Regions from separate parts of the Homo sapiens genome. Here all the other regions are linked to region 3. The links are chromatin contacts, found by Hi-C or POLR2A ChIA-PET in ENCODE. All regions are on one chromosome and are shown on one strand. The core of a region is the stretch at or near the end of the contact, and the rest is flanking DNA. Distances in the headings are between cores, read along the strand shown. Region 1 has its middle 7.6 kb from the start of LINC02783. Region 2 overlaps PADI2 (peptidyl arginine deiminase 2). Region 3 has its middle 22 kb from the start of PADI2.

Region 1 (3,133 bases), core at 632-3,131, 40 kb before region 3:
TCTAGTTTCACAGTTCAAGGCTGGGATGGGAGTTCTGAGGCTTGGGCTCCAGCTGAACTCTGCCATGGCCTGCTGTGTGACCTTGGGCATCTTGCTGGACCTTTCTGAGCCTTCATTGCTAGGAGCTGGTCACTGACATCCTGTGATACGTGGGTCTACATGTGCCTGGTTAGATCCAAAGGTTCAGGCAGAACCTTTGCTCAGCAGGAGGGGCAGAGGAGGGGAAGAGAGCTGGACCGGGACTGGGTATGACCTACTGGGCTGGGCCTCTCCAGTGGGACTTTGCTGATGGCATTCTTCACTGGTTGCCACATCAGCAACTCTACCAGAGTGGAGGGTGGCCTGGTGGTCCCTCTTGCAGAAAGTCATGGCAAGCCTTGAAGATTATGGGTGCAGGACTGAGGGCTGGGCCACTGATTCCGCTTGTTTTATGGTTATAGAATGATTTGGGTTCTCCATTTCTTGTGTTACAGCTCAGTGACGCACTGGAGGCTGGCTCTGGAGAGCAGATAATGCACATCTCTTCCCAACACCACACTCAGGGATGTCACACTGGCCATGGTGGGAGTATTTACACCATGGAAACTGGTTAGCACTACACGAAAGGGGCTTTTATGTGTGCGGCATTAGGTTGGTTGGTTTGGAAAGCCAATTGTTAAATATTTATCAGAACACCACACGGGTTGTGTGGATAAGTTAGATTTTCCAAGAAACTTGTCATTTTTATCTAAATTTCCACATTTCTTGGCATATACATTCTTTTAATTTAAATTTAAGTTGCTTCCTCAGTGCAGTAGGCAGCATGTCAGTCTCATAAATTTAATTTTAGCAACTAAAGGAAAAACGCATAAATTGGACTTCATCGAAATTTAAAACTTTGGGCCAGGCACGGTGGCTCACGCCTGTAATCCCAGCACTTTGTGGGGCTGAGGCAGGAGGATCATGAGGTCAGGAGATCGAGACCATCCCGGCTAACACTGTGAAACCCTGTCTCTACTAAAAATACAAATAATTAGCCGGGAGTGGTGGCAGGTGCCTGTAGTCCCAGCTACTCAGGAGGCTGAGGCAGGGGAATGGCATGATCCTGGGAGGCGGAGCTTGCAGTGAGCCGAAATCGTGCCACTGCACTCCAGCCTGGGCAACAGAGCGAGACCCCGTCTCAAAAATAAATAAATAAATAAATAAAATTTAAAATTTTGATGCTTCAAAGGACAATATCAAGAAAGCGAAAAGACCATCCCCAGTGGGGAGAAGATATTTGCAAATTGTGAATGCAATAAGGCTCTAGTGTCCAGAATATGTAAAGAATGCTTATCACTCAACAATGAAAAGATTACAAAGTGGACAAAGAATTTGGGTAGATAGTTCTCCAAAGAAGATATACAAATGGCCAATAAGCCCATGAAAGATACTCCATACCATTAGTCAGTAGGGAAATGAAAATCAAAACTGCAATGAGATACTACCTCACACTCACTAGAATGACTATAATCAAAAAGGCAGACCACAACAAGTGTTGACAAGGAGTTGAAGAAGCTGGAAGCCTCATACACTGCTGGTTGGAATGTAAATGGTGCAGCCACTTTGGGAAACGCCGGTGCAGCTGCAGCGCTGTGATAGATTGACAGCCCTTCTACCTCTGGGGAGGAGGGGAATGTGACAGGAAGGGGCTGCTGGCCTGGGGCTCCTTCAGGGAGGATGCAGACACTTTTCTGGAGGCCTGGGCTCTGTGTGTTTGCAGGTACAAGCTTGGCTCCCCAAAATATTGCAGGAGATGGGTGTCCCCTCTCTTGGGGTCCCCCAAGGGCTAGTAGGTCTGAGATGGTACCAGTCTCCTCCAGAAACAGAGGTGGCTTCTTCCGTTTCCTGTGGTGGCTTCTCTCCGTTTCCTGAGTGTAACACAAGGTTACGCTCTTGTGTGCCTGTCTTGTTAAGTTCCTTTATTTAAGACTTCTCTTTTTCCCATTGAACCTTGCCAAAAGTTCATCCATTTAATTAATCTTTTCCAAGAACCAACTTTTGGATTTTTGTTTTAGTCCTATTTTTTTCACCAATTCCCACTTTTACATTTATCTTTCCTTTTGGGGGGTTAATTTCATTATTTTTCTAAATTCTCCAGTTTGGCGCTTAGTTCATTCACTTTCTGCCATTCTTCGTCCCTACTGTAAACATTCAAGACTATACATTTCTTTCTAAGCACAATTTTAGTTGAGTCCATGAGTTTTCATATGTGACCTTTCTACTGCTCAGTTCGGAATTGCCATTGCAATGTCTCCTTTGATCAATGAGTTATTTAAATGACTGGTTTTTAAAATTTCCAGATGAATAGGGTTTTCTTATTATCCTTGCTGAGTTCTAAGTTAATTGCTTTAGAGTTAGAGGATGTGGTCTGGATGATACACTTTATTTCAATTTTGTTGAGACTTGCTTTTGCCAATACCCACCTAAGTCAGTTTTCATGTATGTTTTATGTGCTTGAGAAAAATGTGTCATGGCCCATGCAGGGTCACCTATACGTTGATTGGATGGAGCTTTATTTGTGTTCATGAGATCTCCTATTGACTACTAATTTTTTTGTCAGCTTTATCAATTATTGAGACATGTTAAAATCTCCCACTATATTAGTAAATTTGTCCAGTTCTTGCAGTTCAATAAATTTTAGCTTCATATCTTTTGATGTCAGGGTATTACTAGTTTGATAAAATAAATTGAGAAATGACCTCTCCTCTTCTGTTTTCTGGAAAGATTGTGCAGAATTGGTGTACATTCTTTAAACATTTGGTAGGACTCTCTAGTGAAACAATCTGGGCCAGGAGATTTCTTTTCAGGAGTTTTTAAATTACTAATTCATCTGAGTAGATACCCAGTATCGGAATTGCTGGATCAAATGGTAATTCTACTTTCAGTCCTTTAAGGAATCTCCACACTGTTTTCCACAGTGGTTGTACTAGTTTACATTCCCACCAGCAGTGTGAAAGTGTTCCCTTTTCACCACATCTCTACTAACATCTTTTTTTTTTTTATGGCCATTCTTTCAGGAGTAAGGTGATATCACATTGTGGTTTTGATTTGCATTTCCCTGATCATTAGTGATGTTGAGATTTTTTTCACATGTTTGTTGGCCATTTGTAAA
Region 2 (3,211 bases), core at 264-2,763, 42 kb after region 3:
TATCACTATCATTTTAACTCTTAAAAAATAGGCAAGGCATAATCTCAGAATAAAAGACAGTCATGGCCGGGCACAGTGGCTCACGCCTGTAATCCCAGCACTTTGGGAGGCCGAGGTGGGCGGATCACCTGAGGTCAGGAGTTCAAGACCAGCCTGGCCAACATGGTGAAACCCTGTCTCTACTAAAAATATAAAAACTAGCCGGGCATGGTGGTGGACGCCTGTAATCCCAGCTACTCAGGAGGCTGAGGCAGGAGAATTGCTTGAAACCAGGAGACAGAGGTTGCAGTGAGCTGACACAGTGCCACTGCACTCCAGCCTCGGCGACAGAATGAGACTCTGTCTCAAAAATAACACAAAACAAAACAAAAAACAGAATAAGAGACAGTCATTCAATTGCAAAAAGAAACTAACACCATTGAACTTCTGTTTCCTGTTCCAACAGAGACCCTGGTGAAAATCTGGTTTCCCTTGGGGACCACTGTTCTCTCTGTCCCTTCTAGGTTTTCTCTTTTCTCGAGCATCTGCCCCAGGAGCCCTTGAGCCCGTCATCCTGAGTAATCAATCACTCAGGGGCAGCGCCTCAGAGGCAAGCCCCCCCCCAACCCCAATATCTTGAGAGGCTGGGACTGTCCCCTGGGCACAAAAATGTATCTGAATCTCTCTCACCCTGGTCCTATCCTGAGTCCACATTGAGCAGAAAGAGCCTTGGCTTCTGGGTAGACAGAAGTAAGCCTAAGATCTTTCTCTGTCCCCTCCAGCCAGCTTGTGACAAGTCACATCATCCCCCTGAGCCTTGGCTTCCTCATCTATAAAATGCGCTTCACAGAGCAGCCTTGCATGGTGTTTACAAGGATTCAGTGGGATGTTGTGTGCGAAGGGCCCGGCACAGAGTGGGTGCTTAGTCAATGCTCCGCCTGCTTTTCTCTCTTGCTCTTGAGGTGGCCGCATTTTCTCTCTGCCTGGGTGAAGTTAAAGAAATGTATGGTCTCTCCTTCTTCCTTCTGGGATTTGGGAGCAAATTCATGATTCCTTTGGCCAGATCAGGCTCTGGGTCTTTGTCCCAATCCCGCCAAGGACTTGCTGTGTGACCTTAACAAGTAACCACCCCCACTAGGACTCACTTTTTACAAACTATAAAATAAGGGGTTTGAGCTAATTAATCCCTAAGGACCTTCAAGACCCTGGTTAGGGTTGATTTGCAAAGACTTCCATTTTTTGGGAGGGATGGGGGAGAGCAAGAGGTGAGGTGTGGGGAGGGAGGAAGAATCCCACCCTATTTGAGGTCCTGGCAGTGGAAGGAGTACACATATGCGGGCCCCAGAAAATTTTAACATCAACCTAAGGGGCTTGATCCTATGCCTTCTCCCCAGAGGCTGGGATACTTGCCCTGATTGGCTGTGGGGGAGGGTGTCCTTCCTTCCCATAACATCTCAAGCTGCTTAGTAAGGCAAGAAGGCCAGGCACCCTGCCACTCTCTGGCGACCCTCCAAAATGCTTGTGCCTCTCGGTCAGAGCTGAGGCTTCAGTGTCTTCATTCTCAGGGCAGACTGCCTTGAACCCAATCCTAGGGACATTTCCCGTCAATCTGCCCCACACCCAGGAGCCACCTGACGCCTTGGGGCTATTCTGGGGAACTGAGGTGGGATCCAGAGCCTCTGGGAAATGTCGTCTGGAGCCTGGAGGCCCTGAAGCAGAGCTCCTCTCCCTCCTCCCCCTCGGGAAGGCAGAGCCATCCCAAGAGGCAATGCTCTGGGCAGGTCACACCAGCCCTGTTCTCTGCCCCTACCCGCAGCATCCCACTGGAATCTAGTTAAATCAGACATTGGGGGAAGCCTTGCAGGGGCGAAGTCCCATGGGCATGACTACAGGGTGGGCGGTCTCTGAGGGTGAAGGGGCCAGAAGGTCATTTCAGTGGATTATGGGGACAGGTCATGGGTCATCAGAGAGGAGTTATGAAGCCCTGTGAGAGGCTGGGAGGACGATAAGGGAGCCACACTGTGAAATGCCCACATTTCGTAACAGGAAGGTAACGAAACCTGTCTGAATTCAGTAAATCAGGAAATCGCAATAAGCATGAGAGAGGTTGCCTTAGGCAGCTGAGAAGAAGGGCTGGACAAGGAACTGCTGTCTTTCTTTAGAAACAGTGTGTTACTATTTTATTTGATTTTGTTTGTACTATGTCCAAATATTACATGAATAAAATGTTTCCATTTAAGAATTCATAATGAAATGAAGCAGTATAGACTGCACCATAATTTCTCTCCTAGCCCACGGCCCCACTGCTTTAATGGACTCGCCACAAGGAGTCCCAATGTAATGTCACCTTACGGCCTAGAGACGAAGGCCGCAGGGCTACCAAGGTGGGGAAATGGGCACTTCCTCTGGGAATGACCTTCAAGGGAGCAAGTCTTGTGTCTTTGACTTTGGGCTGGGCTTTTGGAAACAGCTTGCAGGGAGGTCAGCCTGGGTTCATTGCAGGGAACAGCAGAGAGCAGGCAGCCGGAGTCCGAGGCCCTGCTGAGAGCCTGGCTCTGCGTTCTGGGAACTTCGGTGGTCACTTCCCTGCTGCGGGCCTGGGTTTCCTCATCTGTATCGTTAGGGGGTGGGGGTGGTCACGCCTCCCCTGGAGTGGCCGAGAGAACACACCTTGGAAAACGCTGTGCAGCTGCAGAGCAGGATGCCCGCAGGGGAGAAATTTTTACCTTGAAAAGGACAGAGTGGCTCCCTAAAGAGGCTGGACCTGCGGCTCCTTCCGAGGGAGGAGTTTCAGGAAGCCAGCTCCCTGAAAGGCAGCATTCAGTGGACGTGACCGGCTGGAAAGTTCACAAAGGTCCAGGAACCAAAACCAGTATTATTCCTGCCCCTGCACCCCAGGCTCTTAGCCCCTGGTGGTACCGCCTTCCCTTCTTTCCCCTGGGGTCCTTATCCTGCACCAGCCTCCCAGATTACCAGCCCGATTTGCTGACAAGTGGCTTCTCTGAACCTGGGTTTGCTGCCCTGTGAAACGAGAGCAATGCTATTCATCTCATGGGACTGTGGACGCCTTGAGAGCAGGTGCTGTGCCTCCATTGCCCGTTGCCTGGTACAGCTCCCGGAGCAGTAGCTCCTCAGCAGTGAAATGTGGAGTGAATGCGATCGGAGGGAGGAGGTTACAAATTATGCCTTACAGCACCTAACTCACCGCACAGCTGCAGAGGCTGGGACACAC
Region 3 (3,184 bases), core at 497-2,996:
ACATCACCTAGATTCCCCAAATATCATCTTACTACACTAGGATTCTCCCTCTCCCTCTCTCTCTGTTTCTCTCTCTCTTCCCAAAATATATATATATACACTCACACATGTATGTATCTGTGTGTGTATATATACACATATGGATATATGTACATACATACACATACATATGGATATATGTACATATGTATGCATACATACGTATATGTGTGTATATATACACACATGTGCATATATAATAGTTTTATACTTTTATACTACATATGTATATATTTTTCTGAACCACTTAGTGGCAAATTGCAGGCATGATATTCTTTACCATAAATACTTGAGTGTATATTTCCTAAAAGTATGGAATTATCTTAGATAACCAAAGTACAAGAATCAAAGTCAGGAATTAACACTGATACAATACTACTATCTAATCCACAGATCTCCTTGGGATCTCACCAATTGTCAACATGGTGCCCGTTTTAGCAAAAGTAAATCCAATATCATATATTGCCTCCAATCATTATGTCTCTGTAGTTTCTTTTAATGTGGAACAGTTCCTCAGTTGTCTGTTTCATGACTTTGTCATTTTTGGAATCCAGGCAAGTTATTTTATAGAATGTCCCTGAGTTTGAGTTTGGTAGATTCATTCTGGCATAAACACTTTTGTCTTACTCTTCCCTCTGCCTGGAATATTGGTTTCTTGGCTTTTCAAGCTGCTTTCTTCTCCTCCTCCTTTGAGTCTCCCTTCAAATATCACCCCTTCCAAAGAGCCTTCCTACTAAATAGAATTACAGTCAATTCTCAGAAAAAAAAAATTGGCCAAATGATCAAGAAATGTGATGTTTTAGACCAGGGGTCGGCAACTACCGTGAATGAACTAAGAATGGTTTTTACATTTTTTTTTAATGGTTGGAGAAAAAAAACTGAAAGAAGAAAATCTTGTGACATTCTCATGAAAATTAAATGAAATTCAGTTTTAGTGTCCACAAATAAAGTTTTATGGGGACACAGCCAGGCCCGTGTGTTACATTTATCTGGGCTGCTTTCCTGCTACAATGGCAGAGCTCAGTAGTAGGCACCGAGAGTCACTGCTCTCATCTCTTTGTGTGGCTGCTCAGCACACTACGAACCACATGCCACAGCTCCAAGTCGACAGCATGCACATCGCTGTGGGGCAGTATTTTCTTTTTTTATAACCAGTGCATACACGTCATGTCAAAACAAGAAGAGTGGACTTCCAATGTTGTACTTTTTAAAAATACATGATAATCATGTGGCAAAATACACGCAACATAAAATTTACCATCTTCTCTATTTTTAACTAGATAGCTCAGCAGCGTTCGGTACATTCACGTCATTGTGCAACCATCAATGCCATCCGTCTCCAGAACTCTTTTCATTTTGAAAAACTGAAACCCTTTACCCATTAAACAAGAACTCCCCATTCTCCCCTCTCCTCCAGCCCCAGGCAACTACCATTCCACTGTCAAAAAATAACATTTCAATGAATTGAGTTGACTCATTGGCTTTTATTATTGATTCATTAATTAGGCAGCATCCCATTGATGAAATAGAAAAAGACATCCCAATGAGAAGAGGGGGTTGTCTTTGGGGGCACAAAGTGGCAGAAGGGGAACAGAAACAAGGAACAAAGAGTAGACTGGGCATTTCAAAGTTACTTTTCTTGTAGGATGAAAGCAGAGGGGACTTCCTTATCACATCAGCTCAGGTTGACTGGGACCTTCTCTGCTGGTTGCTGTAAATCTGTTTGTTTTTTTTAAAGCTGACTGTTTTAAGGGTCAGTTTGATTACGTGGCACCTAACATGAGTGACTCCACTCTGGGGTCTAGTACAGGAGCTTAGTCCAAAACAATGGCCTCCAGTAAATTTTATTTCACCCTACTTTCTGTCTCTATGATTTTGACTAGTCTAAGTACCTCATAGAAGTAGAATTCTATGATATCTATCCTTTGGTGACTGGCTTATTTCATTGAGCATGATGTCCTCAAGGTTCATCTACATCATACCATGTGTCAGAATTCCCTTCCTTCCTTTCTTTTTTTTTTTTTTTTGAGATAGAGTCTCGCTCTGCCCCCCAGGCTGGAGTGCAATGACACAATCTCGGCTCACTGCAACCTCCGCCTGCCAGGTTCATACGATTCTCGTGCCTCAGCCTCCGAAGTAGCTGGGGTTACAGGTGTGTGACACCACACCCAGCTAATTTTCTGTCTTTTTTTTTAGTAGAGATGGGGTTTCACCATGTTGGCCAGGCTGGTGTCAAACTCCTGGCCTCATGTGATCCACCCGCCTCAGCCTCCTGAAGTGTTGGCCACTGCTTCCAGCCATTCCTTCCTTTTTAAGGCTGAATAATATTCTATGTATGCATATACCACATTTTGTTTATCTATTTATCCATCAATGGTGGAGTGTCACATTTTTAAGGCCCAGCGAAGTGTGCATTATTTTGTTATCCAGTTAGATAGCAAGACATTGTGCTTATTAGGCAATGACACTGCATCTGTGCCAAAAGATTTTAATACATGTCTCGCTCCATAATATCTAAAATATTTACTCTCTGGCTGTTTATAGAAAAAGTTGGCCAACCCAATTCTTGTTTTACCCTGGCTTCATAGCAGTCATGGAACTGGACCTGTAGTCCCACTTAGTTGCATGCCAACAAATACCAACTCAAATGCTCAAACTTTTATCTGAAACTTTGTGTGGGCTTCCCTGCAAATGCACTTGACTGTTTCCTCCCAGCTTTTCCCGTTCAAACCTGACTCAGAACCACCCCTAACCCCCATCTCCACCCACAAGCCAGGCCTGTTGCTATGGTTTGAATATTTGTCTCTTCCAAAACTCATGTTGAAATTTAATCCCCAATGTGGCTGTACTGAGAGGTGGGGCCCTTAAGAGGTGATTGGGTCATGAGGGCTCTGCCCTTATGAATGGGTTAATCCAGTCATGGATTAGTGAATTAATGGGTTAATAGGTAACCCATCAATTGATCCATTAAGTGATCATGGGAGAGGAACTGGTGGCTTTATAAGAAAAGCAAGAGAGGGCTGAGCTAGCCTGTGAGCACTCAGCTTCTTCACCAGCTGATGTCCTGCACCACTATGGGACTCTGCAGAGAGTCATCAGCAGCAAGAAGGACCTCACCAGATGCAGCCCCTTGGCAATGGACGTC

The links. Hi-C counts contacts between places; a loop is a spot of excess contacts on that map. ChIA-PET counts read pairs that join two places held with the same protein, here RNA polymerase II (POLR2A). Pooled maps may share reads with other maps.
Region 1: a loop to region 3 is called in a map of endothelial cell of hepatic sinusoid, with 3 times the contacts of the local background. The contact joins two enhancer-like sites. A Hi-C loop is called at or near these places in 5 of 168 maps with a recorded cell type or tissue (B cell, CD14-positive monocyte, Caco-2 and 2 more), 1 of 37 single-sample maps with no recorded cell type and 3 of 50 pooled maps. POLR2A ChIA-PET finds 5 or more read pairs at or near these places in 6 of 52 experiments (AG04449, BJ, HEK293 and 3 more).
Region 2: a map with no recorded cell type shows a loop between it and region 3 (9-fold over the local background). The contact joins two enhancer-like sites. A Hi-C loop is called at or near these places in 1 of 37 single-sample maps with no recorded cell type and 2 of 50 pooled maps.

The regions. Positions count from the first base shown.
Region 1 is chr1:17,180,624-17,183,756 of GRCh38, reverse strand. No RefSeq gene overlaps it. Among named protein-coding and RNA genes, the nearest start is that of LINC02783, 7.6 kb to the left of the region's middle. Within about 2 kb of position 1,881, at least 3 of the 41 ENCODE cell types and tissues checked have a DNase peak (open chromatin) inside an H3K27ac peak, as active enhancers do; they include CD14-positive monocyte, where a contact is called at or near this core.
Region 2 is chr1:17,097,438-17,100,648 of GRCh38, reverse strand. All of the region lies in intron 3 of PADI2 (peptidyl arginine deiminase 2), which reads left to right. Among named protein-coding and RNA genes, the nearest start is that of PADI2, 20 kb to the left of the region's middle. Within about 2 kb of position 1,513, at least 9 of the 41 ENCODE cell types and tissues checked have a DNase peak (open chromatin) inside an H3K27ac peak, as active enhancers do.
Region 3 is chr1:17,140,038-17,143,221 of GRCh38, reverse strand. No RefSeq gene overlaps it. Among named protein-coding and RNA genes, the nearest start is that of PADI2, 22 kb to the right of the region's middle. Within about 2 kb of position 1,746, at least 4 of the 41 ENCODE cell types and tissues checked have a DNase peak (open chromatin) inside an H3K27ac peak, as active enhancers do; they include CD14-positive monocyte, where a contact is called at or near this core.